2 separate regions of the Homo sapiens genome follow, and region 2 is linked to region 1. A link is a loop called in an ENCODE intact Hi-C map of the cell type or tissue named here. Cell type or tissue: heart right ventricle. All regions are shown on one strand. Each heading gives the region's core, and the rest is flanking DNA. Links, peaks and the distances in the headings are about the cores only.

What was found. Peaks named below come from ENCODE experiments on the same cell type or tissue, not always from the same donor. Only the 100,000 strongest peaks of a DNase experiment are listed, where the experiment ranks them.
Region 2: it touches region 1 in a loop (6-fold over the local background); 84 of 110 quality-filtered maps call a loop at or near these places.

What each region holds. Positions count from the first base shown.
Region 1 is chr17:74,357,287-74,367,476 of GRCh38, forward strand. BTBD17 (BTB domain containing 17) reads right to left here and starts at 4,582. Exons shown (of 3, transcript NM_001080466.2): 1 at 4,449-4,582; 2 at 2,683-2,959; 3 at 1-445. The coding sequence starts at 4,533. RefSeq lists an enhancer at 1-541 and silencers at 4,274-4,323, 4,404-4,453. In heart right ventricle, for the core only: CTCF peaks have their summits at 4,374 (motif pointing left) and 4,598; a DNase peak (open chromatin) is centred at 4,357; H3K27me3 peaks cover 2,287 bases.
Region 2 is chr17:74,193,454-74,203,643 of GRCh38, forward strand. No RefSeq gene overlaps it. Among named protein-coding and RNA genes, the nearest start is that of RPL38, 5.1 kb to the right of the region's middle. RefSeq lists enhancers at 2,976-3,476, 3,477-3,977, 9,461-9,964 and a silencer at 6,457-6,506. In heart right ventricle, for the core only: a CTCF peak has its summit at 6,353 (motif pointing left); a DNase peak (open chromatin) is centred at 6,358; H3K4me3 peaks cover 378 bases; H3K27me3 peaks cover 1,956 bases.

The sequences.
Region 1 (10,190 bases), core at 3,275-5,774:
CTGCAGCTGGAACAGCTGTGCCGGTGGGATCATGGGGTAGCGTATGGCGCGCAGCGCCCGCTCGGCCACGGCAGGGGGCGGCCGCGCGCGACCCAGCCAGGCCTCCAGCGCGTGGAACAGCTCCAGTTCATCCTGCAGCACCAGGTCCGAGCGTTGCAGGAGCTGCCAGAGCAGCTCGGGGCTCACGGCGCCCCACTCGGTGCTGGCCGCCACGGCCGACAGGTTCCAGGCCAGGAACTGCAGGCAGCTCTCGCGCAGGGCCTCGTCCCCGGTGCCCACCGCGTAGTGGTACCAGCCCACCGCCGGGCCCGCGCCTCCCGCCAGGTGCGCGCGCATGTAGTCGGCCACGCCGCGCTGCAGGGAGGACACGCCGTACTTGGTGGCCAGTCTGTGCAGGGGGATGGCCTGGGTCAGCAGCACGGTCAGCTCCCCGCAGTACAGGTACCTGCGGGAGAGACCGAGAGGTGGGGCGGGGTCAGGGCGGTACCCACCTCCCAGGATAGATTTTTTAGAGTCCACAGGGGACCCGGCCTGGAGTTGGAGCTTCACTGTCCGGGTGCAAACACAGTGGAAGCCCCACCCTGAGGCTTCCCATGTTTTCCTTTCAAGGACCCTTCCAGGCCATTCTTACTTCACAGGCTCTTCTTTCCGTTTCCGCGGTGATGTAGAAATTGCCTGCATTGACTGTGCCTCTACTAGGCGTGCAGCCCTAGGCTGGAACAAAACAGACGTGGCTCCTGCCTTTGGGGTTTCCAGTCTGGTTGGGATCCATGGCCTGCCTTCTCCTTGCCATGAGTCTGGGCAAGTCACTTAACTTCAGTGAACCTTAGGCTAATCAATCACCTAGGAAAGGGGGAGTGGCACACACCCCTCAGGGTTACTGTGACAACCAGAGGAGAATAAAGAATCTTGCTACAGGCCAGGTGGGTGCTAGTGGCTCACACCTGGAATCTCAGCACTTTGGAAGGCCAAGATGGGAGGATTGCTTGAGGCCAGGAGTTCAAGACCAGCTTGGGCAACATAGCAAGACCCTATCTCTACAAAAAATAAAAAATGTTAAAACATTAGTCATGTGTGGTGGTGCACGCTTGTAGTCCCAGCTGCCTGGGAGTCTGAGGTGGGAAGATAGCTTCAGCCTAGGAGTTCAAGGCTGCAGTGAGCTATGATCATCATGCCACGACACTCCAGCTTTTTTTTTTTTTTTTTTTTTTTTTGAGATGGGGTCTTTCTGTATTGCTCAGGTTGGTCTCAAACTCCTGGACTTGAGCAGTCCTCCCACCTTGGCCTCTCAAAGTGCTGGGATTACAGGTGTGAGCCCCCATTTCTTTTTTGCAGCCTCACCTTTCTTTTTCCTCTCCTACTGTTGGTGATCACTTCTGCTGAGTATCTCTTCGTCTTACTTCTGCCACTGTCCCATGGCTCACCTTTCCTGCCAGTCCCCACCGGCACACGGCACCGCACTTGCCTCTATAGGAGTGTGGCAGCCACTGCCAGCCATCTTCCCCAACGTCCATTTCTCCCCTTTCCCCTGCGTGATTGCCTCTGGGAATAAAAGACCACATTTCCCAGGCTCCCTCATTCTGGCCTTGGCCATGTGACTAACTGCTGGTCAATGGGCGCAGTTTGGGATTTGCAGGAAGGCTGATTAAATGCAACTGATTCCGGGTTAACAGGAAGACCCTTTTTGCCCTTCTGTCTTATCCCCTTTCCTGTTGCCTGGAACTTGGAAGCAATGTATGGAATTCTGCAGGCATCTCGTCTGAGCCGTTAGAACAGAGTTACTTTCTTAGACACTAGTGTGAATGGCACCCCCTGAGCAGCATCACGGCAGGAGGCAGGAGGTGGAGAGAGCCGTCTAACTTTTTCAGCTCCCTAGCCCTGTGGTTCCAAACCTGGCCAAACACCAAAACCACAGCGATGCTTTCAAATAAAAAATATTCGTCTATAATGGAATATTTAGGAAAATAAAAAGTAAATAAATAAAATAAAATAAAAAATGATTGCTGGCCCTAACCCTAGACCTGAAACTGACAATCCAGGTTGGGATCCGTGAAACTGTAGTTTTTTTGTTTGTTTGTTTGGTTGGTTGGTTGGTTGGTTGGTTGATTTTTTTCAGACAGAATCCTGCTCTGTCACCCAGGCTGGAATCTAGTGGCACAATCTCAGCTCACTGCAAACCCAAACTCTGCCTCCCAGGTTCAAGCCATTCTCCTGCCTTAGCCTCCCAAATAGCTGGGATTACAGTCGTGTGCCACCACACCCAGCTAATTTTCTATATTTTTAGTAGAGACAGGGTTTCACCATGTTGGCCAGGCTGGTCTTGAACTCCTGACCTCAAGTGATCCACCTGCCTCAGCCTCCCAAATTGCTGGGATTACAGGCATGAGCCACCGTGCCCGGCCCCAAAACTGTAGTTTTTAAAAGCTGTCTATGGCCAGGTTTGGAAACAGCTCTGAGGGGGTTACTAGGAACCGAAAGTGACATCAAACTGCACAGATGACACGGGCAAAGACAGGGAGCTGTACAGTGGAAGAAGGGATGCAGGGGTCACTGTCATCCCAGTGATGTCCGGGGAAATGGACATAACAACCTCTAAGGGCCTGGGCTTCCCTGACCCTGTAGGTGGAGGAGCCGGGGGCTGAGGAAGGGATGAAGCCATCCCCTAGTCTTCCGCGTCCCCACCTGATGAACTTGTCGAAGACAGCGGCGCAGTCCTGTGGCTCCTGCAGCACCGCCTCGCTCTGGTTACTTAGCAGCTCCAGGAACAGCTCACTGTGCAGTCCCAGCAGCAGGCGGTGGGCGTGGAATACCCGGACCTCATCGGTGCCCGCAGCCTGCACCCGCAGAACCACATCGCTGGCGTTGCCCTGCCGCAGCAGCTCCTGCAAGCGCTGGAGCACCGCCTGGGAGTGGTTGATGGAGGTGCCAGCTGCCTCCCCGCCAACATCGGCTCTCTGTGCTGCAGCAGGAAGGAACACAGCATAGCCTGAGAAGGTGCCCGGGCCCAGAACCTCAGTCAGGGGTGGAGAGGGACCAGCTGGAGACATATGCATGGGTGTGAGCAGAGGGCAAGGTGGGCCTAGGCGGGTTGTATGTGCATACCTGTTTGTGCCCACGAGGCGCGTGGATGCATCGGTGCACATACAAACGCACCCTGGGTGGGAAGGTCATGCCAATGCAAACCCCAAGAGGATGCTCTTGGAAGGGGGTGCATTCAGGCAGGGGGAGGTTGTGCTCAGGTTTAGGACAACATGCCCAGAACTCATCTCCATGCTGCCAGCCCCCCAGGCAAGGGTTGAGGAAACTCGTGGTCCCACCCTTCTCACTTCCTAAAGAATTATCCATCTAACCCCTTGGAGCAGTAGTCAGAAGTGGTGCATTCACTAACAAATATTTATTGAGCACTTACTATATGCTAGACATTCTCCTAAGAGCTTGGGATGTGGCAGTGGACAAAGCAAGCCAAGTTCTTATGCTCATAAAAGCACGAATTGACATATCAAACGGGTAAGACACACACAAATAAGCACTCCAGTTTTAAAGGAGCCAGCCAGGGAACCAGTGTCAAGGCAGGCTCCAGCCCCGCAAAGGCCCTTGAACGGAATGGGCCTGGGGTACTGGGAGCAGAGAGAGCATTAGGGAGGCCACAGCAGTAGCAGGAGAGAGGGGCGGGTGTGAGACGAGGCTGCGGGTGTGGAAGGGAAGCTGTTTTCCAGGCCCAGCCCTGCCCTCTTGGGTCCTGATCTCTGAGACAGAAGCCGATTTTCTGGGGTGGCCAGCAGGGGACAGGAGAAAGTGCGAAGGGCCAGCTGGTGCTGGAATAGAACTTCCTGGGTAACTGAGCATTGAGGCTGGCCAGGCCGGCCCTTTGCTTATGCTCCAGGATGCCCCGACAGTCAGATGGGGATATGCACTCAGTTATAGAAACTGTCAGCAGCTTTCCCAAGCCGAGAACAGCGAGGGGAGCCTCGCAGAGGGAGGCGGGCGGGGGCCTGATTGCAGCAGATGGGCCGCAGCCACATGTGCACGCACAGCACATGCAGGCCCGTGGTGCACACAGGAGAGAAGGCTCACACAGGAGCAGAGCATCTGTGCATGAGAGAGGGAGGCCGAGGGACAAAGGGAGGGTGAAAGAGAAGCGGGTAGTATGTTTCCCAGCACGGCCTTCCCCAGCTGTCACTTTGAAGGACCTGAATGCTGATGGCGTCCCCATTCAGCCTCTGCCCAGGACAATGGGCAATGGAGGGTCCTCTTGTCCTTAAGAGCCCTGCCCACCTGCCTGCCAGGCCCCTCCTTCCTTCAGACAGATGAGTCCGTGGAGCTGTCCGGTCCACCCCGTGCTCTCCCCAGCAGCTGGACACCGCCCCCTCCTGGCCGGCCGCGTGCAGCCAGGGCTGGGACGACCTGCCGCTCCACCCTGCCCCGCACCTGGCCCACTGCCCGCTCACCTGCATGGGTGACCAGGCCCACCAAGGTCAGCATGGCCCAGAAGCTGCCCCAGGACCCAGGCTTGGAGTAGCCTCTCCTAGGCATCTTTATGCTCAGCCCCCAAGTCCACTGGAGGGACGGTGAAGCCCAGACCACTCTGCTCACATCCCTCTTCCTTATATAGGATCCGGCACAAGGGGACGGCACCCCCCTTCCTGCTTGGCCTCCCTCCCCCACTCAGCCTCCTCCATGGATTGGTGGAAACTGGCCCCAGCTGTTGCCCAGGCAACCACTTAAGCCAGAGAGCGGCAGCCCCGGGGGCTATTGTGCTGCCTGTGGGCCCCCAAGGGGAACAGATCCGGAACCCTCCTCCCCCAATCTCCTTACCACCCAGCAGGGCTAGCCGTGCCTCTCCCTGGAAAGTTTCAGGCTCTCTGCAGAATAGGCGAGGGGCTCCAGGACCACTGGCAGCCATTGGCCTGAGGGTCCCCAGTTCCCTCCCCCAACCCCAGGCCTCGGCCCTGGCACAGAGCACACTTGGCAGCGTCGTGCCTGGAGCACCATGGTGAGCCGGCTGCAAAGGAAGGGCCTGGAAGAGGAAAGGAGAGGCGGCTGAGGCTCCCACCCCTCCCCCACTCCCATTTTGGGGTGGGGCAGCTCCTCAGAGAGAAGCTCAGAGATCTCTCGAATAGGGGCCCATGGGCAACTGATGTCAGTTTCATATTCTTTGTTGAAGAAGGTTCCTGGAATGCTGTGGGGAGGGTGATGGGCTGGCAGGAAAGTTCTGTGGGGACTGTGACTGTCGCCTCCCCCAGGGGCAAGCTGAGCCAGGTGGCAGGGCTGGGCATAGAGCAGATGCACCCTGCCCCGTGCACCACTGCATGGGTGACCCCTGCCCAGAGCGGGGCTGGCCACCTTCTAGCTCTGCGCTCCAGCCAGCCCAAGGCTGGGGACTGTCTGCCCTGCTATTTCCTGACTTGAATTCTCCTTCCCCAAGTGGCCTCAGGTCTCTGGGTTCACCTCCTTGGAAGGCTTGTTTTACCAGCTTCTGTCTTATTTCCCACTGTAATTTTTCCTTTTCCAGGCTAAGGAGGCATGCTGCAGACCTGGTGTTTCACTCCCAATGTAAGGAAACTGAGGCAGGGAGCTAGGTTGCAGTCTCAGTTGGGTTAGTGCAGAGGAGTGCTCTTCTAAAAACAAAGGCAACAGAGAGAGGAAAGTGAGTCTGGAGCTCAGCAAAAGCGCGCGCGCATGTGTGTGTGTGTGTGTGTGTGTAGGGTGGCATGCTGTGAGTCCTCACCTTTGCAGGGAGCCAGCAGGGTCTGCCCCAGTTCTTCGTGGGAGGGACTCCTTTGAGCTTGGCTAACCGAAGTGGGTGACTCCCAAGGGATCTGACTCCGAGGCAGGGCTCTAGGTTGGGGATGAATTAAATCTTCCTCTCCCTGGCTCTCTGGATCCCAGGGGCCAGCTCGATGCATTGATTTCTGCCTCTGGCTGGCACAGAGACCCAGCAGCTCCACCCCCTCTCTGGAGCCGCAGAGAGAGCAAGAACTGGGTCTGGCACCTGCCTCGTCCGGGTTGGCAGAGTTGGAGCTCTCCAGCCCAGCGGAAACCCCTCCAGCTGCCCTGAGTTTCATGCCTGGCTCCCCTCGTCCAAATCCACTATCCCTTGCCCACTGGCTGCCCGCCTGCCCTTCCCATGGGCTGTACCATGTCCTGGCTCAACCCAGCAAGTCCAAGTCTCCATGCAGCAGGGCAGCCCTGGTCCCTGAGGGCATCCCAGCTTCCAAGCACAGTGCTTTCGATAGGAATGTTATTGATGATAAGAGAACCCGCTACTCAGAAAACTGTCGTTTGATATTTGTGCCTCTCAACTCCAGCCTCCTTCAGCCTCTGCATCAGTCATTCTTTGTTTTGTTTTGCTTTTCTAGAGGCAGAATCTCTCAGTCACCAAGGCTGGAGTGCAGTGACACAATCATAGCTCACTGCAGCCTCAAACTCCTAGGCCCAAGCGATCCTCCTGCCTCAGCCTCCCAAGTAGCTGGGACAAAGGCAGTGCCACCACGCCTAGCTAATTTTGTGTCAGTCATTCTTGAAGGGTAGCCACCTGCATTAGAATCTCCCATGCTCCACCTTGGAACCAGGATTTTCAGGGGCAGGGTCTGGCTGTCTGTATTTTCTAAGTACTCCCAGACAATTGTTATACGCACCCCAAGACAAGCGCTACCTACTAGAGCTAGATTGGTGGCATTTCAAGTGTGAAGGAAGCTGGGAGGCCCTGGATCATCAAGAAGACCCGGAAGAGTCACCTCTGACTCCCCATCTCTGACAGGCCCCACCTCCCATTATTTCTAATCTCCCTTATCCCTGGCCCTCTTCGAATGATTTAGAAACTAGCTTTCCACATAGAGGCATTCTCTGTTCTCATTTTCTTTTTTTCTTTTTTTTTGAGACGGAGTCCTGCACCATTGCCCAGGCTGGAGTGCAGTGGCACAATCTTGGCTCACTGCAAGCTCTGCCTCCTGGGTTCACACCATTCTCCTGCCTCAGCCTCCCGAGTAGCTGGGACTACAGGCGCCCACCACCACGCTCAGCTAATTTTTTGTACTTTCAGTAGAGACGGGGTTTTACCGTGTTAGCCGGGATGGTCTCAATCTCCTGACCTCGTGATCCGACCGCCTCGGCCTCCCAAAGTGCTGGGATTACAGGCGTGAGCCACCGTGCCCGGCCTCTCATTTTCGTAACAGAGCATTGCTGGAGTGTGTGTGTGTGTGTGTGTGTGTGTGTGTATGGTATGCATGTGCACATGTGTGTATGCAGTGCGTGTGTGTGCATGTGCCTATTTATATGTGTGTGCGTATTGTGTGTGTCCATGCATGTGCGTGGTGTGTGTGCATGCATATTTGTGGATATGTGTGTGTGGTATGTGTACATGCATATGTATGTGTGGGGGAGTGTCCTGGGGCGGGAGAGAGGAAGCCAGGTATTTGCCCTGAGCCCTTTTTTTTTTTCTTTTGAGATGAAGCCTCGCTCTGTCGCCCAGGCTGGAGTGCGGTGGCGCCATCTCAGCTCACTGCAACCTCCACCTTCTGGGTTCAAACAATTCTCCTGCCTCAGCCTCCTGTGTAGCTGGGATTACAGGTGTGCACTACTATGTGCAGCTAATTTTTGTATTTTTAGTAGAGATGAGGTTTCACCATGTTGGCCAGGCTGGTCTCGATCTCCTCACCTCAGGTGATCCTCCCGCCTTGGCCTCCCAAAGTGCTGGGATTACAGGCGTGGGCCACGGTGCTTGGCCAAGTCTTTGAGAGGAAGAATCTGCAGCACTGCATATATATATATATATATATACACACACACACACACACACACACACACACACACACACACACACACACACATATATTGGCCCCATGGATCTGGGAGCGCCATAATTCCTTGAAGGCAAGTCTGATGAATTCACAAGCCAGCACCATCCTAGAGAGGAGTGTTACTTCCCGCCCCAGACGGGAGTGTTTATAGCCCAAGCCATGTGTCTGAGGTCTTATGACCAGGAACCTCAGAGGCAGGATTTATTTTTCGAGTTCTGAGTTGTGCTTGACTTTTCTTTTTTCTGATTTTTGTTGTTGTTGTTGTTAGATATGGGGTCTCACTCTTTCACCCAGGCTGGAGTGTGGTGGCACTGTCATAGCTCACTGCAGCCTCAAATTCCTGGGCTCAAGCAATCCTCCAGCCTCAGCCTTCCAAGTAGCTGGGACCACAGGTATGAACCACTGCACCTGGCTACTTGACTTTTCTTTCCACAACCCCATGTTGTGTTTTTGTTTTGTTTTGTTTTGTTTTGTTTTGTTTGAGATGGAGTCTCACTCTGTCGCCAGGCTGGAGTACAGTGGTGCGATCTCAGCTCACTGCAACCTCTGCCTCCTGGGTGCAGGCGATTCTCCTGCCTTTGCCTCCGGAGTAGCTGGGACTACAGGTACCCACTACCTGTAGTGGCTGGCTAATTGTTGTATTTTTAGTAGAGACGGGGTTTCACCATGTTGGCCAGGATGGTCTCGATCTCCTGACCTCGTGATCTGCCCGCCTCGGCCTCCCCAAAGTGCTGGGATTACAGATGTGAGCCACCATGTCCAGCCCATGCTGTCTTTTTGGGGAAGTTTTTCCAATTGTGATAAGTGATCCCTTTGGACAAGGAATCTCTAGTACTGTAAAAGCAACGGAAAACTCTTGCAAGCTTGGGACCAGATAAAGAGTTTCTGAATCTGCAAAGGGGGTGATCAGACACTGGACTGTGGTAACACCTCAGAGGGGTGGGCTCCAGACGCAGCCTGGCCCTACCTGGCACCCTCCCTTGCATCTGTAGTGCCTCCTGTCCTGACTTAGGGTTCCCTGAGTCACTGGGCCACTTGGACTGGGGACAGGAGATCATGGGTTTAAGTTCCAGGCCCCGTGTACACAGGGGAGCACATAAAGGTAAATATGAGGCCGGGCATGATGTCTCACACCTTTAATTCCAGCACTTTGGGAGGCTGAGGCGGGTGGATCACTTGAGGTCAGGAGTTCAAGCCCAGCCCGGGCAACATGGTAAAACCCCGTCTCTACTAAAACTACAAATATTAGCCAAGCTTGGTGGCTGGTGACTGTAATCCCAGCTACTTGGGAGGCTGAGGCAGGAAAATCGCTTGAACCCGGGAAGCAGAGGTTGCAGTGAGCTGAGATTGCACCCCTGCACTCCAGCCTGGGCAACAGGGTGAGACTCTGTCTCAAACAAACAAAAACTTAAATAAGAAGGAATCCTTGGCCAGGTGTGGTGGCTCACATCTGTAATCCCAGCACTCTGGGAGGCCGAGGCAGGTGGATTGCATGAGCCCAGGAGCTCGAGACCAGCCTAGGCAACATGGCGAAACACCGTCTCTACAAAAAATACGAAAATTAGCTGGGCGTGTTGGTGCTTGCCTGTAATGCCAGCTATTTGGGAGGCTGAGATGGGAGGATCACTTGAGCCTGGGAGTTCGAGGCTGCAGTGAGCTATGATCACACCACTGTACCACAGCCTGGGTGACAGAGTGAGACCCTGTCTTGAGGGGTAGGGAGGCAGAAGGAAAAAAAAGAGAGAGAGAGACCCTGGTGCTCAGGCCTGGTGGCTCTGGCTGGACTGATCAGGGCTGAAGACTTCAGAGACCAAAAAGGTCAAGGTGTGGCCGGGTGCGGTGGCTCACACCTGTGATCCCAGCATTTTTGGGAGACCCAGGTGGGCATATCACCTGAGGCCAGGAGCTCAGGACCAGCCTGGCTAACACGGTGAAACCCCGTCTCTACTAAAAATACAAAAATTAGCCAGGCATGGTGGCAGGCACCTGTAATCCCAGCTACTTGGGAGGCTGAGGCAGGAGAATCACTGGAACCCAGGAGGCAGAGGTTGCAGTGAGCCGAGATAGCACCATTGCACTCCAGCCTGGGTGACAGAGCGAGACTCTGTCTCAAAAAGAAAAGAAAAAAAAAGTCAAGGTGTGCGGCTGGGTCTTCATAACATCTTTCACCTTGCCCAGGCTGGCTCAGAGGTGACTGCCTTAGTGGATAGGATCCCTTCCACCGTGGGCTAGCAGCCTACCCTGGTCACTGACACCACACCATGTAGGAAAGAATCGCCACCACCAAGAAGGGGCCTCTCACCTCTGTATAGGCTGTGTGCTGGCTGATGACGTGGTTGCCCTGTCCTGTCTGCTGCTGCCACTGAGCTGGACATCTCCAGGCTCCATCTC
Region 2 (10,190 bases), core at 4,859-7,358, 160 kb before region 1:
GGCTCCTGGCGCATAGTAGACACTCGACACAGCGGAAGCTGTTGTTCCCTGTTCTATGCTGAAACCACAGGACAGGGTCCCTCTCTGCTCCACCAGCAGGCTTCCTCCCCAGGTCTCATGTGACTCCAGCCAGCCACACACGCTGACCCTCTGCCAACCCAGCCAGACCTCTGTTCTCAGGGCGTTAAATGCAAGGGGAAGGCCACGTTGACAACCAACTGCAGCCACGCCTCCTCTGCCCTCCCCAGGAGCCTGGGCTGAAGACTTCATCTGCTGTAATTAACAAGCCAACTGCAGCTGTCTTGCTCCATTAATAGCAGATCAGCCTGTCGGGCGAGGGCTGACAGGGAGGTTGTGAACAGAAAGGTAAGAAGGAAGTGGGCCAGGCACGGTGGCTCACGCCTGTAATCCCAACACTTTGGGAGGCCAAGGCATTCGGATCACTTGAGGTCAGGAGTTAGAGACTAGCCTGGTCCATGTGGTGAAACCCCGTCCCTACTAAAAATACAAAAATTAGCCAGGCATGATGGTGGGCGCCTGTCATCCCAGCTACTCAGGAGGCTGAGGCAGGACGATCGCTTGAATCCGGGAGGTGGAGGTTGCAGTGAGCTGAGATTGCGCCACTGCACTCCGGCCTGGGTGACAGACCAACACTCCATCTCAAAAAAAAAAAAAAAAAAAAGAAAGACGTGGACAGGACCAGGGGCATGAAGCAGTGGCATCCAGCCTGCCTTTCCACCTCCACCCCTTCCCTTACCCCTTCTCCTCCCTCCACCCCTGAGGCTGACTTTCCAGAAGCCACAGGCTACAGGGAAGGGGAAAGATGACTGAGTGACGGGAACAGCCCAGACCCACCTCCAAAGTGCTCCTGACAGCAGGTGGGGGTTAGGAACAGAGCCATGGCTTGGAGGCCCAGACTGTGGAGAGCAGCCATGCCCTCTCCAGAAACCCTTCCTCCCCAAGACTCAGCCAGGCAGGAGACTGGTTAGGGGTAAGGGCCACTTCTACCTCCATTCCTCTTTTTCCAAAGATGTTGCGATTCCTGCGACATGGGAACACGCAGCTGCTGGTGAGGAAGAGGTGGCTTCTTACCACTTAGGTCAATGACAGCCACTTCCTCCCTTTTTAACAAGCAGGTACATCTCCTCCCCATCCCCCAGCATTGAGTCTAGATTCGCACAAATTGTTTTGTTACTGTTGCTTGCACACACCAGAGAAGAAAACAGAAGAAAGAAGGAACACAGTGACCCAGGCCCCACCTGTGCTGAGGGGCTGCTGGCCTCTGCGGGTGAGTTCCTGGTGTGTCTCCTTCCCCCAAATCCCTCCCGGGTCTGGCTGCTCTAAGCACGTGTGTGCTCACAGGCAGGTACTTGTGGGCTCGTCTCTGATGTATGCAGCACACAGACCCCTCGAGTCCCTGCTTCTAGCCAGGAGCCGTGTCTTTAATCTCCTCACCTTGGGAGGCATTGCAGCACTCTGGTAATTGCTTTTGGAAACATGGTCACCAGTTTAATTGGTAGAACTTGTCCTGGGCGGTGTAACACCACCAAGCAACCTCAGGCCTATCTGTTTCTCCAGATGCCTTGGCAGGCACGTGACTATACGTGCATGCAAGCTCACCTGTGCATTGGAAAGTATGTCTGGGCTCAGCTGTGCATTGGAGAGGAGTGTCTGGGCTCATCTGTGTGTTGTGCAGGCTAGCTAGAGTGTGTCTCCAACCTCAGCTAAAGGCATGGCCAAGATCTACGGGATAAGGGAGTGAAGGGCTCCTGAGAGCTAGTGGGACAGGATGGAAGAGCACCAGCCCAAGCCCTGGGGGACTTCTCTGCCTTGTGACCAGAAAGGGGAGAGGAGATCTCCCACAAAGCCATCCAGACACCACCTTTGATGGGCTCCTTGCACTGTGCTGGGGAGGGGGTGGGCTGTATATCTTGCTCTGTGCCCAAGGAAGACCGCCTTGAACCTGTTGAGCTCAGCCAATGGGGTGCCCAGGCAGAACACTGAGAGAAGGAAGGGAAGATCGTGAGCTCAGCGCATTCGTTTCCCTGAGAGGCGGCCACGGGCTGAGGGCATTGCTCGGCTGAAAGTCCCAGCCCCATCAAGCAGACCCCTCCTCACTGCAGCGCTGTCTTGGGTCTGGTGACCCCCTCCTCTCCTCCGTGGTAGTAACAGTCCCCGCTGACACTCGCTGGAGCTCCACACTCTCCTCTCTGGTGTCCTGCACCTGCCCATGCCTGCAAACAGACCTTTTATGAAAATTACCCTCAAAACACACAGTCTGGCTGTGCCTCCACTTCCTGCTAGGACCTCGAAGGATCCCTCAGGTGGGAGGCGAACAGCATTTGGGGGAGACAGCCCCTCCTCTCCTGATTGTTTCTTCTCTGGTTTCCTTCTCTGTTGGGCCCCCATGGACAGATGAGCCCAGGGTGAGGGTGGCACAAAGTTATCTCGGGGGGACAGGGACAGCCCTTCTGCCCCTCGAACATTTCCCTCCCAAGCCTCTGCACCAGCTCTCCCACACCCCAAGCCAGGCTGGCCAGCCCTAGGCAGGACACAGAGGGGACCCACGACCACTCAGGCCTCCTCACAAGGGCCGCTGGCCCACAGCTGGAAGGAGGGAGCAAAGTAGGAGGTCAGGCGCGTTGGCTCATGCCTGTGATCCCAGCACTTTGAGAGGCTGAGGTGGGCAGATCACCTGAGGTCAGGAGTTCCACACCAGCCTGGCCAACATGGCAAAACCCCGTCTCTATTAAACATACAAAATTATCTGGGCGTGGTGGTGTATGCCTGTAATCCCAGCTAATTAGGAGGCTGTGGCAGGAGAATCGCTTGAACCCGGGAGGCAGAGGTTGCAGTGAGCCGAGATCATGCCATTGCACTCCAGCCTGGGCAATGAGACTGAAACTCCGGCTAAAAAAAAAAGAAAAGAAAAAAGAAATAAGGGAACAAAGCAGCACCTGGGGGCTCCACTGAAAAATGAGAGGGGCAGAAGGCAGGAACCTCTGGCAGAGGGAAGAGCAGGTGCCCAGCGGGCAGGACGGGCTCACAGACAGGGTGAGCAGGAGGAGCAGACACACAGGCAGCAGCGGGGGACAGAGGAGAGGCAGGCAGGGCTGACTGAGTGTAGGCTGCGGGGCTCTCCATGGGGTCCACTCTTGCAGCCCAGGGAGCGGGTCAGGGACGCGGCTTCAGCCGTCAGATGCCAGAGATTCCCAGGAGCAGTTACCAGGGAGCAAATCGCTGTGCTCCCGTGGAGATGCTGCAACCCACCCGCCTGCGCCCACCCAAAGGACACTCCACCCACACGACCCGGGTTATGAGATCACCTCCATTTCACCCTGTGCCCCCATGCCACGCCCCAGCCCAGCCCACACCCACGCCCTCCATCCCGGCACTAACACCAGCAAGGCCAGAGGTCTGCCCCGCCCTCCTCTCCCTCCTGCAGGGGGTCGGAGCCTGGGGGAGAGAAGCCCGCCCACGGGGTCACCAGCCTTCCCCTGGGGGACTCTGCCTAGCAGAAGGACCCACAACCCGTCCAGCACTACTGCTAAGACGCTCGTGTCATTCACGCCCGGGACGCTCGTGATTTATGGACTTTAATTTCCCCAGATCCTCAGTGGCTTCCCTCCTTTCCCTCTGGCCTGTCAGGGTGTTTGTCTCCCAGCACCCCCAGCACCCCCCTCCCTGGTTTTTAATTTGAAGCATCTGTCTGGAGCATCCCGAGGAGGAGACGCCTGCGAGGCTGAATGCATGAAGCAGCTGACAGCTCTATTGATTTCCTCTCTCCCACCGCATAATGCAAGATATATACAAGCCGATAGGCCAGCCCTCTTTGAAGGGTCTGTGCCCTTTTTTCTCACTCTGATGTCCCCTCACCCTGGCACATGTTGATCTATAGGAGGGGTGCTTGTCCCTCATGCTGAAAATGCATTCTCCTCTGCCTCAGTGTTATTTTTCTCACTGTTGGTGGATGAGGCCTCATCTGTCCTTTCTGTGCTTGCAGATTGGACACCCAGGAAGCAGTTCTTGGAGTGAAAGGGGCCAGTAGGGAAAAGCAGGGGAGCTGGGGAGGTGTCATCTGTCAAAACTGACTCTGCCCCCCATGGAGGAGATGGTGCGGGGCTTTCGGAGTGGCCCTCCCCAGCCTCACAGGTCTGGGCAAGGAGGGCTGCTTTCCACTCCAGCCCACGCCTCCACCAGGTTGCAGGTTTTTTCCTCCAAATCCATTGGCAACTCTTGCCTGGGAATCACATTCAATTAACAGCCACAGAGCCGGCTGCTGGGCTAAGCATTTTTCTATTCTTGGTGCCTTCTGGTTTCTCATAAGCAGGGCAGCTGCAGACAGTTGTGCAGGCTGCACACAACTGGCCGCAGTGGCCTGGATCCTAGCAGGAATTAATACTCAACAGAAACTGAGGCTCAGAGCTCTCAGGAGACTCATTCAAATTCTCCCAGCCAGACACTGAATTTGAATCTAAGACTTCCTGCCTCCAGGAAGAGTTTTCCTCCCACCCTATCATACTGCCTCCTCCAGGAAGACCACCTAGATTGATACCACTCAATCTGATGCTTCTTTCATTCTTGTCACCCTGGAACTTATTTGCTATGAGGGTTTGCACATACTAGCAGGCTCCTCTGGAGGTGTTGGGTTTTCAGGACAAAGCAATATTCTACTCCTCTTTGTGAATCACCATCGATGTTACTCCTGGAGGACTTTCCTGGCCTGTATCACCCCTTCCCCAGCCTGTATCAGACCCCCATGGCCTCCATCTGGTCCCACAATTCCAAACACTTCCTACACCTAGGGCCCAACCTCATCACTGCCTCCCTTACTATTCTGTGTGTCCCTTGAGATGGGAACAGGGACAGGATCTTATTTGTGCATCTTCACCACTTAGGTACCTAGAGGCACCTTAAAGACGTGCCCCATGCCTCTCCTCCCTTCTCCCACCCCAGCTCCCCACCCCATCCCGAGGCTTCCCACTGGAAAAGGTGTCCCCACCCGCTCTGGGCTGACATCAGCTGCCTTGCCTCCCAGAGTAGGGACGAGGCTCCTGGTAACTAGAGCCGACTGCACCCCGCCTTGCCACCCGTTGAGCCCGGGCAGAGGCAGCACCCAGGGCTGTCCTCCTTACAGCATCCACAGAAAAGCTTTGAAACCCTAGGCTAGGTGCAAATAAGACAGTAGCCTGAGCCCATGAGTTACCTGGCCATAGGCACAGAACAGAGATATCCATTATGAAAAAGAATGTCCTCGTGGTTTTGGCCTTCTAGTCAAGCGGCTCTCAACCACAAGTGGCATTGCCCTGCTTTCCCCCGGGGACATTTGGCAATGTCTAGAGACATTTTCGTTTCTCACAATTGTGAGGGTCTAGCATTAACCAAGTAGGGGCCTGGGATCCTCACAAGGCTCAGAAGAGCCTCAGCCCCTAAACAAAAAGTGAAAGTGACCCCATCCACAAAGGTCAACCATGTGGGGCGTGAGAACCCCTGTTCCAGTCTGCCTGGCCTTTCTTCGTGGCTTCTAGCTCAGCAGCAGGGAGAATGTTAAACCTGTCTACCTCTCAGGGGCTCACAGACTCTTTGGGGGCCAGGGGGAGAGTGAGTAACCAGTATCCCTTTAAACTCACCATCTTCAGTTTCTAAAAAAACACCAGTGGGCCGGGTACAGTGGCGCAAGCCTGTAATCCCAGTACTTTGGGAGGCCAAGGCAGGAGGATCGTTTGAGGCCAGGAGTTAGAGTCCAGCCTGGGCAACACAGGGGACCCCATTTCTAAAAAAAAGAGGAAAGAAAGAAAGAGAGAGAGAGAGAAAGAAAGAAAGAAAGAAGGAAAGAAAGGAAGAAAGGAAGAAAGAAAGAATATAAGACCACATGCTTGTGGTCCCAGCTACTTGGGAGGCTGAGGCAGGAGGACCACTTGAGCCCGAGAGGTCGAGGCTGCAGCGAGCAGCGATTGCACCTCTGCACTCCAGCCTAGGCAAGAGAGCAAGGCTCTGTCTCAAAAAAATAAATAAATAAAGCACCAACTCACCCCGCCACCCGACTCCCCATCCTTTCCCAGGTAAATGAGTTCAGTGCCAGGGACCAGAGTCCCGGCCTGCTGACAACCTTTAAGGTTTAATAAACAACTCCCTTCCGAGATGGTTTAAAGGCCAGCCCTGCCGGCAGCCAAAGGCAGGGGCCTCTTGGAGATTAAATGAGATGGTGGATATGAAAGCACTCCACCAGGTATGAAATCGCATACAAATATTCCCGATAATTTATGGACATTTCTCTCCGCCTGAGCTCCCAGGAGTCGCGCGGAAGGGGCTATTCCGTTTCCAGCCGCGGCCTCAGCGCCCCCGTGCGGCCGCCAGTGGACACAGCACCCAGGGCGGGCCTTGCCTGAGAGGTGCGGGTTGGAGCTTTGCGAATCACCCCATAGAAGCTTCGCTGCAACCCTGCGAGGCGGGAGAGAGGCGACAGCACACACACTCCCACCCCCAAAACATACACACACGTGCACGCACACACACACAGAAACCAGGAAACTAAGGCTCGGAAGATCACCGCTGGGCAGTGAAGGAGGTGCTATGGACCCCAGGGATGGGCCCTTGGGTGACGATGACCACAGCGGGCATAAGTGAGGCTGGAAGGGGAACTCCTGAAGGCCCTGAACTCCAGCCCAACTCCCCCTCCAGCCTCTTCTCCCCGACCCCCTGCCCCAGACCCTCCTTACCTCTGCCACACTGAACTTCCCACTCATTCTCAGAAACACCCCGCATTCTCCTGACCCTGGGCTGACGTCAGCTCCCTCCCTCCTTCTGTCTGGAAGTCCTTCTCCGGGCAAGCTGCTGCGCACCCCTCTCGGAGGCAGCAGACTGTGTCCCCTCCTCCACGAAGCCTTCCAGGACTCCCTCAGGAGGAATTAGACCCCTAGCCTCTGGGCATCCTCCACAGCTTATTATGGGATCCCAACAGTCATGAGTGTTTGGAGCAGGAACCGCATTCTGCTTATTCCCAAGCCCAGCCCGATGTTCACCAAGTGAACGGAATGGATTGAATGGGGGAAAATCCTGGAGGTTGGGAAGTCTTCCCAGCCATGTGCCGTGCCAGCCCTCTGCCCACCTGCGAGCTGGGGCATTGGGGTTTTTTTGACCCATCCTGGTCCTCTTTCCAATGTGTCCCTGAAAACTGAAGAGAGAACTCTAAACCATTTGGCCTTCAGAGGTGGCCAGAGTGGGGCTGCTGGAGGGAGGAGGGGAGGCCCGGTGACTTCTGAGGCCCTCTCTGCCCAGAGCCAGCAGAGTGAGGGAAGGGAAGGAAGGAAAAGGGTTGGATTGTGTCCTGTAGCTCCGGACATGCCCTCTGAGCCTCTCCTGCCTCCAGCCATGCTGCAACACACTGCTTGAGACCCTCCCTACCGCCTCTTGACAACAGCAATAGCCCTCACCATCCCACAGCTGCCAGCACTGGACATTCCAGCCTACCAATGGCCAGAGCGACCATAACAGGCAGCCTGGGCCATCCTGCCCTCGAGTCCGGGGCTTTCCTCTCCTGCAGGATCCACCCTAGGCCCTGGAGAGTTTTGTTTCATGTGTATATGGGAGTCATCAGGGAGGCTCATGTCCAGGTCAGCATCTGCTCAAGGTCTCAGGCTGTGGCACTCAGGGCCTAGGCTCTGCCCCCCTTGGTCTCTGACAGTCCCCGGCCACTCCAGGACATTTGGGGCTCATCTTCCCATGGAGCAGGGAAGCGTGCCCTCTGGGCACCTTGCCTCACTTTTAGTAGCTGCAGCTTATTTTGCTATTTGTCCCCCTTGGGGAGCTGGAGGTCTTTGGTACTTGAACAAATTTGCCATTGTGTTTTGCTACTACACGTCTATGGTCCCTTAAATTATACAACTCAAGAGGGTGAACATCTGTCTCCCTGGGATCGCTGCCAAAAGGGAGGTGCAGCTCCTCCTTCTATCCCCGTCCTTGTCCTGTCGGGCCGGCAGTGAGGCAAGAAGCACCAGTCATTCATTCAACAAATAGTTTTTGGACCTACTACATGCCAGGCACTGCTTCAGGCACGTCAGTGTCTCCTTCTGGCTCTCCCTGAATTCCTCCCTCCATCCACCACCCCTTTATATGGTGAGTGATCTCAGATGCCGCATCCAGCCGGATCATCCTGCAATGTTAGCATTGAGCACTTACTGTACAGATGGGTACTGCACTTCGAGAGTTATCGACAGAATGCTGAGCCCTGTCCTTGCCTTCAAGGAAAAGTGGTAAGGTGGGGCGTAGTGGCTCACACCTGTTATCCTAGCACTTTGGGGGGCCGAGGCAGGAGGATCCCTTGAGCCCAGGAGTTCGAAACCAGCTTGGGCAACCTAGGGAGACCATGTCTCTAAAAAAGTTTTAAAAAATTAAAAATAAAAAGAGTGGTGCGCATGTATGAAAAGTTAAACACCTCCACGCAGCCTACGGAGAAGTGATTGCAAGGAACCACTGTATGAGCGGCAAGCAACATAAGTCAAGGGTGAAGGGTCCTGCCTGAAAAAGGGGAGGCGGGAGCTGAGCTCGGAAGGACCAGTGGCACTTGGCATCAGAGTGGACAGCAGAGCAAATACCTGGAGGGCAGAAAGTGCCCAAAAGTGCCCCTCGGCTTGGCTGAAAGGGTGGTTGCTTGTGGAGGAGCAGTGGGGTAGAAAAGACCAGAAAGGCATCGCCTGAGATGGGAAGGGCTGGCAAAGCCGGGCTCTGAGGTATGGGAAAATCCTTCTCAGGTCAGAGCTGAAGCACTCGTGCTTCTCAGATCGGATCCGACCTTCAGACATCTAAAATTAGGCTTCTGCCAATTAACTTTTCCCACTGCTAGAACCCCGACACATTTACAGTTGCAGAGACATCGTTCAGCTTCTTTAAAAGACTCTTCAGTGTTATTACAATATTTTTGTGATCTCTCTGCAGCAAGGTCTATTGGTTCCTGTATCTCCAGCACCCCCAGGAAGGTGCTCAGCCTGAGCTTGTTAATGGAAGGGCAGGAGGGAGGAAGAAAGGAAGGTTAAGTTAAATAAGTTCTAAGTAAAGCTCATGGCAAAGTGTTCTTTCCCTTCAGGAGGGCCGCTCTGTAATAATAAGCACGAAGCAATTACATTCTGCCGTGTGGTTATTAAATTTTGGGGAAACAAATATAATAAAATGTAGACATTTGTAGGGAGGTTGGAGATAAAATAAAAATGGAGGATAAAAATAAAATCGATAACCGCAGGTTGCTCAGAGTCTAACCTAAAGGATGTTAGGGGGAGAAAGGAACGCTGCCCTCCCCAGGCTTCCCAAGCCTCCCCAGGAAGTGGCCGGAGCCTGGGCTGGGGAATCTGCCCAGCAGGGGTTCAACTCCTGAGTCCACCTCTCCCCTCTGGGGCCGCGGTGAGACCCCGCAAGAGCAGGAGCACTCCCACTCACCATCAGCCCTAGGGGTGAGACACTTAGCCAGGGGCAGCGCTGCGACAGCTTTTGGAAGTATTATTATTATTATCATTATTGCTAGAGATGGGGGGGGGGAGGTCTTACTAGGTTGCCCAGGCTGCTCTCGAACTCCTGGCCTCAAGCGATCCGCCTGCCTCGGCCTCCCCCAGTGCTGGGGTTATAAGCGTGAGCCACCGCGCCCGGCCTTAACTTGCTTTCATTGTACACCAATTCCTAAGGGAATTGGAAGCAGCAAGCAGGAACGCTCCCTCTTATGGAAAGAAGAGCCCAGGGCCCTGGTCATGACAGGTTCAGGTGCCAAAAAGGAGACGGGAAGAAAACGTGAGGCGCCAGAACAACAGGTTCTACAAGGTGCACACGAGGGTCCCTGCCATTGAATGAAGAATTTTCTGTGTGGATGCCCCTGCGCAGGTCCAATGAAAGCCGTGGAGAATAAGCGTTAGCTCTTCAAACTGAATCTGAGCTAAAACCTAGCAAAGCCAGGCTGGGGTCTGAGGGGTTGCGGGGGAAGACAGGAAGGGGTGGACGGGGAAGAGGCGGGGGTCCTAGGAGGAAGGGATGGGGAGGAGCGAGAGGAGGGAGGCGGAGGGAGGGCGGCAGCCAGGATGGTCCATTCCATTCTTGGAGCTGCACTGTTGACTTCGACCACAAGGGGGCAGGGCTGCTGAAATTGGAAGTGCGAACGCCTACATGAGTCTTGATCCTCGGCAGGCACCGTACCCAGTTTCCTCCGTTGG